Linked DNA regions of Homo sapiens: region 2 is linked to region 1. Evidence: chromatin contacts called from ENCODE POLR2A ChIA-PET data. All regions are on one chromosome and are shown on one strand. Each heading gives the region's core, a stretch centred on a gene start or an enhancer-like site at or near the end of the contact. The rest is flanking DNA. Distances are from core to core; before and after follow the strand shown.

Evidence for each region. ChIA-PET counts read pairs that join two places held with the same protein, here RNA polymerase II (POLR2A).
Region 2: POLR2A ChIA-PET joins it to region 1 with 10 read pairs in B cell. The contact joins the promoter of LGR4 here to the promoter of RPS13 in region 1. POLR2A ChIA-PET finds 5 or more read pairs at or near these places in 2 of 52 experiments (B cell and activated T-cell).

What each region holds. Positions count from the first base shown.
Region 1 is chr11:17,075,931-17,079,854 of GRCh38, reverse strand. It overlaps RPS13 (ribosomal protein S13), which reads left to right and starts at 2,188. Exons shown (of 6, transcript NM_001017.3): 1 at 2,188-2,236; 2 at 2,378-2,426; 3 at 2,609-2,687. The coding sequence starts at 2,214. RefSeq lists an enhancer at 1,955-2,154.
Region 2 is chr11:27,470,736-27,474,387 of GRCh38, reverse strand. It overlaps LGR4 (leucine rich repeat containing G protein-coupled receptor 4), which reads left to right and starts at 1,598. Exons shown (of 18, transcript NM_018490.5): 1 at 1,598-2,270. The coding sequence starts at 2,086. It overlaps LGR4-AS1 (LGR4 antisense RNA 1), which reads right to left and starts at 2,657. Exons shown (of 4, transcript NR_131170.1): 1 at 2,556-2,657; 2 at 1,431-1,610; 3 at 1,192-1,220. RefSeq lists silencers at 1,825-1,874, 2,005-2,174, 2,425-2,484.

The DNA of each region.
Region 1 (3,924 bases), core at 939-3,438:
CCTAGGTTTGTATTAAGTTTGAGCAAACAGGATCGTGTTTAACTGAAACAAAGGGGCATGGTTTGGGAATTGGAGTCATATTAAATTTGAGATACCTATTCCATATCTGAACTAAAAATGTAAAATTGGCTAATGATAAACTTTGCTAGAAAAAAACATTACCCAAATAGGGTACCCGATTTGACTAAAATTCCTAATGCTTTGGGAAAAGTTATTAATCAAATAGTGACAGATTATGGCTTTTTTGGGGGGGAGGGGTGTTGTTTTCTTGGAGAACTGACCCGTTTGTTGTTATAAAGGGTTCTCTCTTTATCCCTGATACTTTTTTTTTGAGACGGAGTCTCGCTCTGCCACCTAGGCTGGAGTGCAGTGGTGCGATCGTGGCTTACTGCAAGCTCCGCCTCCCGGGTTCACGCCATTCTCCTGCCTCAGCCTCCTGAGTAGCTGGGACTACAGGCGCCCGCCACCACGCCCGTCTAATTTTTTTGTATTTTTAGTAGAGACGGGGTTTCACCGTGTTAGCCAGGATGGTCTCGATCTCTTGATCTCGTGATCCGCCCGCCTCAGCCTCCCAAAGTGCTGGGATTACAGGCGTGAGCCACCGCGCCCGGCTATCCCTGATAACTTTATTTCAAATAGTGACAGGTTAAAAGTTAAGAGCGGATGTTTCAGTATCTAGTTTCCCAGCGTCTTGCCAGTTACTTTAAGCTTGTCGACAGGAGTTTGATTTCACTGACCTCCCTCCTTCCTAGAGCTATGCTTACTTTTTAAAATTTTAAGAAGCTGCTTCATTTGCCCATTCTTTCAACGCATTGTTGTGTACCGGCACTGAGTCAGTCTTTTTCTTTCTTTCCTTTTTTTTTTTTTTTTTTAAGACAGAGTCTTGCTCTGTTGCCCAGGCTGGCGCGCAGTGGTGCTATCTCGGCTCACCGCAATGTCCTTCCCGGCTCCAGAGATTCTCCACCTCAGCCTCCTTCGTAGCTGGAACCAAAGGCACGAGCGAGCACGCCCGGCTAATTCTTTGTATTTATAGAGAGGGGGTTTCGCCATGTTGCCCAGGCTAGGTCTGTCTTAAAAGAGCTTCTTCCGGCCAGGCGCGGTGGCTCACGCCTGTAATCCCAGCACTTTGGGAGGCCGAGGCGGGCGGATCACCTGAGGTCGGGAATTTAAGACCAGCCTGACCAACATGGAAAAACCCGTCTCTACTAAAAATACAAAATTAGCTGGAAGTGGTGGCGCATGCCTGTGATCCCAGCTATTCAGGAGGCTGAGGCAGGAGAATCGCTTGAAGCCGGGAGGCGGAGGGTGCGGCAAGCCGAGATCGCGCCATTGCACTCCAGCCTGCGAATCAAGAGCGAAACTCCGTCTCAAAAAAAAAAAAAAGCTTCTTCCTTGACGGTTCCCTTTTCCCATGAAATTCAAATGCTTCATTTTATCCCTCATCCTCTTGGCCTTTGCAGTCTTGCTCCCAAGGCTCTTCCCTGCCCGCCAACTCTCTCACTTGGGAACATAGCTCCGTAAGCCTCTGCCCAACCCTTCTCCCCGGCGAGCCCAGCGCCCCAGAGCCCTGCGCAGGGGAATTCGAGTGCGGAGGGCGGCAGGCATCCGTGGGGACCTGGTTCAACTCCTTAGACCGGTTCTTCACCGTCAGCGACTCTCCCCTGACAGATTAGGGTAGGATTTAGAAATGAGAAATGGAAGCGCTGGCTGGGCGGTAGCCGCTGCCATGGCTTCCCGTGTGGTCCTCATCACATGCTATTGTATCTGTTAATTTATTAGGCGCAGGGCCGACTCTGAGGGATCTAGTGCCAGGACAAAGCCAGGCACTGGTGAATGAGCAAACACCTGTGTATGGCTGCTTCTTCCAGCCCTACCTGCTCCATACCCACCCCCAGCGCAGCATTCGAATCTTTGTGATCTCGGCGTCCACAGGGAATTTCGACGCAAGCTGGCGTCAGCCTCAAATTCCCGCTCTGGCAACAAGGCTGACCAAAGACCGATGCATGCCGGGATGAGGCTGGATTGACGATCTCTTGCGACGCTGAAATGCATTTCGGGAGATGTAGTCACACAGACGGGCGGTGGCTGCGCAGCGTAGCTCCGCCTCCTGCGTGAGAGGAAGCGGGGACGTGTGAGGTCACTTCCTGCGTGTTGGGTGGCTTCCTGCGGCGTTTCCACTCTCGCTCTCCTTTCGTTGCCTGATCGCCGCCATCATGGGTCGCATGCATGCTCCCGGGTGAGCTCGGGGCATCAAGCCGGATTGCTGGGCGGGGGGTGGGAGGAAGACAGGGAGTGTGGGCAGCGGGCCGAGGGGATGATGTTCTGGGCTGCTCTGGCACTAGCCGCCACCTCACCTCGAGACTGCTTCTCTCCCCAGGAAGGGCCTGTCCCAGTCGGCTTTACCCTATCGACGCAGCGTCCCCACTGTAAGTAGCGCGCTGGGACCGGGGAGAATCCGGGGAGGGGGTTGGCATTTGTCTCGGGTGAAGCGACGCCAGGGTGAGGAACTTGCGTGTATGAGGAGCGCGGTTTTGCGGAAGGAGAGACCGCTGTTCTGCGGCGCCATTCCTGGGTTCTCATCCTAAGGCTGCTTTCTATTCCATAACAGTGGTTGAAGTTGACATCTGACGACGTGAAGGAGCAGATTTACAAACTGGCCAAGAAGGGCCTTACTCCTTCACAGATCGGTGAGTGTTTGTGTCTAACATAGCCTATTTCGCCTGTCCTCGTGTGACTTGTAGGATCTAGTAGGTGGTAAAGTTATTTTAAAAATAGCCAAAACTCTGGTCTCGCCACCGTGCTAGAGGCATCATTGTAAGCACTTCACATGTACTGATTTCGTTTAATTCTGACCACAATACTTTGAAATAAATCTTCATGGCTTTCACCCCAGTTTACAGTTGAGGAAGCAGAGGCACACTGCCGCTGGATACTAACCAGCCCCAAATCACACAGCTGTCAAGTGGAGGAGTTGGAATTGGCTAAGCAGAGTGCCTGACACAGTTCCTCACAGTTAGGTGTGGTTTGAATCTCAGCTGCGTGTGACTTCGTGCAAGTGGCTTCATTCAGCAAATGTTTACCTTCTATGTGCTGAACATGGTTCTGGGGCCTGAGAACATACTACTCTCCGACTCCCCCGCCCAAAAAAGCCAGCCGCAATGTGCCTGTAGTCCCAGATACTTGGGATGCAGAGGTGAGAGGATCACCAGAGCCTAGAAGTCCCAGGCTGCAGTGAGCTATGATGAAGCCACTGCACTCCTGGGTGACAGAGAGACCCCACCTCTTTTTTTTTTTTTTTTTGAGACAGTCTTGCTCTTGTCGCCCAGTCTGGAGTGCAGTGGCGCGATCTCAGCTCACTGCAACCTCCACCTCCTGGATTCAAGCGATTCTCCTGCCTCAGCCTCCCGAATAGGTGGGATTACAGGCGCCCGCCAGCAGGCCCAGCTAATTTGTGTGTTTTTGTTTGAGACCGATTCTCACTTTGTCACCCAGGCTGGAGTGCAGTGGTATGATCTCGGCTCACTGCAACCTCCGCCTCCTGGGTTCAAGCAAGCAATTCTCCTGCCTCTGCCTCTGGAGTAGCTGAGACTACAGGCCGCACCACCACGCCCGGCTAATTTTTGTATTTTTAGTAGAGACGAGGTTTCACCATGTTGGCCAGGCTGGTCTCAGACTCCTGACCTCAGATGATCCACTGCCTCGGCCTCCCAAAGTGCTGGGATTACAGGCGTGAGCCACACCACCTGATCCCACCTCTTAAAAGGGGGAGGGGGGTGCAAAATATCTGTACTCCTGGAGCTTGTAGTCTAATTGGAGGTATGACACATCAAAAGAAAATATGTCATAGATTGTAAGTAGTCAGAGCTCATTAGAGGTTTAAAAGAAATAACGTGTAAAGTTTTTAGAAGAATATCTGACCAGAGT
Region 2 (3,652 bases), core at 349-2,848, about 10 Mb before region 1:
AACTTGAAATGAAGGCATATGTTTATTTATTAACTCTCTAGCTTCTAGACAGATTTACTGTATGTGACTTATGTGCCCAACCTGACATTATCTTTTAGATAAACTCCCAAATACAAAGATGATAAAATTTTTTCATTTTAAACTTATAGGTCTGCATCAACCTGTTTCCATTGTCCTAAGTTTTATTTACATACGATGGCTAGTCAACTTTATATGATAATTATCTTTAAATCCTGCTTTTTTTTTTTTTTTTTTTTTTTTTTTTTGAGACAGAGTTTTGCTCTTGTTGCCCAGGCTGGAATGCAATGGCGCGATCTCCAGCTCACCGCAACCTCCGCCTCCCGGGCTCAAGCAATTCGCCTGCCTCAGCCTCCCGAGTAGCTGGGATTACAGGCATCTGCCACCACACCCGGCTAATTTTGTATTTTTAGTAGAGACGGGGTTTCTTCATGTTGGTCAGGGTGGTCTAGAACTCCCAACCTCAGGTGATCCGCCCGCCGCAGCCTCCCAAAGTGTTGGGATTACAGGCGTGAGCCACCGCGCCCGGCCGAATCCTGCTTGTTTTAATGTATTCATTAAAAATGTCTCCATTATAGAGTAAAACGACTCAACGCCATGGCAGAGAGCAAGAAACGAAGTACCCTTAAAGCCGTAGTTGGTACAGGTAATGATTCCGTGGGGTCTATTAGGCCACAGGGACTCAAAATCCAGAAGAGGAGGGAATGCTGATAATTACCTAACACCAACGTTGCTGCTGGCTTCTCAGCCGTAGTCACCTCCCACTCAGATGTTTTGGAAATTGTCCAGTGTTCAGAAACATCACTTTCTCTGACCTTTTACAAAATTCCTGTGTTTCAGGATTTTAAAGTGCGTGAGAAAGGAGTCTAATTTGCAGTCACCAAAAACACCAAATACAGAGAGAGGACTGGGGAGAATGAATTGCTAAGACTTAGCTACCAAATGTGTATCAAGATAGGTGTAAAGATCCCAGGTGAAGTGAGGCACTGGAGAGGGTACACTTTTAACTTAGTGTATAGCTAAAACCCAAAGATGTGTGTCAGATCGAGGGAAACTTTTTTCCTCCTCTTCAAAATCTTTTTTCCGTTTGCAGAGCTCCAGACGTCCTCGCCCTTTGGAACAGCGGAGAGTCATTTAAAACTTAACTGAACGCTGGAGGGAAGTTCTACTTACCAGGTCATCCAATTTAGGAGATCCAATTTCTGCGGAGGGAACAAAAAGACGGGTGGGGGAGGGAAAAACTAGACCCCTTGTCCTACTATCCTTCTACCTTCAATCCACAACCTGCCAGACAAATCCAGCCAAGTCAAGATTTTGCCTTGAACCACCACCACCACCACCACCACCACCGCCGCCACCACCACCACCACCACCGCCGCCACCACCACAACCACCACCACCTTGTCACTCACGCCCGAGAAACACGCCCCTCTGGTCCTCCTCTTGGCCAATGGCGGCTCTCCTCTCTGCATAGTAATGAGCTCGAGACCTCCCCGGGCCAATGGCGCTCCGGGAGAAGGGATACTTTTGCATGTACCTAAGTGATTTGCATAAGCCAGCGGCCGGGGGTTTGGGAACCAGAGCGTGCAACCCTAGAAGGGAAAAGGACGGGAAGAGATTGAGCCGCGGCTGGGAGACAGCGAGCCAGAGTCTGGGTGTTTGTGCGAGAGCCACGGCGGGGGCTGGGGCGAGTGGCCGGCATGGCTGAAGGCTGCGCTCTGCAACCTTGAAGAGCCGCTGCATTGAGAGGCCAGGGACAGGGAGACCGGTGCGATGGCAGAGCGCGGCCCCCGCCGCTGCGCCGGGCCGGCCCGGCTGGCGTGAGCCGCCGGAGGAGCGGGGCTGCCTCTGCGCGTCCATGGAGCAGCGGGAAGGGCGAAACTCCGGAGCGCCGCGTCCCTGCGCCGCTGCGGCGGACTGCTGAAGGGGCCGAGCCCGCGCGGACCGCCGAGGAAGAGACCCCCGCTCCAGCCCGCAGGCCGGCTGCCCGGGGGCGGCGGGGGACATCGGAGGGCAGCGGAGCGAGCAGCGCCGCGGGAGAGGCCGGCGCGGGAGGCGGCCGCAGCAATGCCGGGCCCGCTAGGGCTGCTCTGCTTCCTCGCCCTGGGGCTGCTCGGCTCGGCCGGGCCCAGCGGCGCGGCGCCGCCTCTCTGCGCGGCGCCCTGCAGCTGCGACGGCGACCGTCGGGTGGACTGCTCCGGGAAGGGGCTGACGGCCGTGCCCGAGGGGCTCAGCGCCTTCACCCAAGCGCTGTGAGTGCGGGCGGCGGGGACGCGAGGGGGGGGGAGGAAACGGGGCCCAGCGGGGGGCGCCGCGGGGCGGAGCCAGGGGTCAGTCCCACCCCACCCCGCCCCGCCGCCGCCCGGGCCTGGGGAGGGGGTCCGCCGGTCACCTGCGTGCGGGCTGCCTGGCACCCACTCCTGTGCCACGGGCTTTCCGCACTTTGCTAGTCCGGGTTCGAGCCAGCAGTAGCTTTCGTTCCCAGACTTTTTGGGCACAAGCACCCTCCCACCCCACCGCGCACACCCCCAACTCACAAGTGCATCTGGGGCCAAGAAGGAGGAAGTAATCTAAAAACGCTTGCCCCTGGCAGCCTGTCCACGCGACCTTCCCTTCTCATGAGGGCCCTCGCTCAGCGGGCAGGAGTTCCGCTACTGGCGGGGCTGAGGGCGCCGAGAACTTGGCCTCAGTCTGCATACCGAGGCATGTCTCGTGGGGAAGCACCTGGAGCCTCCTGGGTTCCAGCATGTGGGGAGAAGAAACACCTGTACCTCAGTCAGGGCGAATCTCCTTCCAATTTGGCCCCATCCAGGTAGTGCGTCCCGGCACCTACCTCGGCCCAGTTCCACTCGGGACTACCCCACTAACGCCCAGGCTTCTGCAGCACGCAGGGGAGTCCGAGAAAACAAGGGAGAATTACAGGGTTCTGTTGGTGGACATGCTCTTACCCAACAAGGCCTTTTAAAGAAGGAATGCTGACCTGAGGTGCAGGATGTTGGAAGAGAAGCAAGTTCCGGAGCATATGCTCAGCCCAGGCTGCAAGGTAGCAGCAGGTTTCTAATGCACCTTCACGCAGCCAGCAGATCTTTTCTTTTGAGCTGCCTGAGATCGAGAGACACACTGAAATGTTTCAGACTTACAAAATCGCCCTGCCAAAACGGACTTGAGAGCTTTAGACGTTCCCTTGAGAAAAGAAGAGGAATCTGAACTAGGTTGTGGAGGTGGTGGCAAAGGCCACGGATAGAGGAGGAACAGGGTAGGGTTTTTGTGTTCTTATTGCTTCTTGCGTTGCGTGGCCAGCTGAATGCTTAAATCAGGAGCAGTCGAAGAAACGTGTGAGAGAGGAAGGGATCCTGAGGGGCCCTAGGGTAGAGGGAATTTCCTTTTACCTGTAGTGGAAGGGACCTCTTAGAAATAGACAGTTTTAAAGGACCCTGTGAAGAAATCTTTATGCAGGCAGGAGCATTGCTGTATTTCCAGGTGGGTGGTGGCAAAGGTGTTCCGCTTGCCCTCTCAGGATGGACTTTTAGTGAGCATCGAGGCCTGTTGTCTTGGAACCTGTTTCATTCTTCTACCTTCAGCCTTCCCCTCCCCATTTGTTATTTTTCCTGTCTCAGGTTAGTTTTAGTTATGT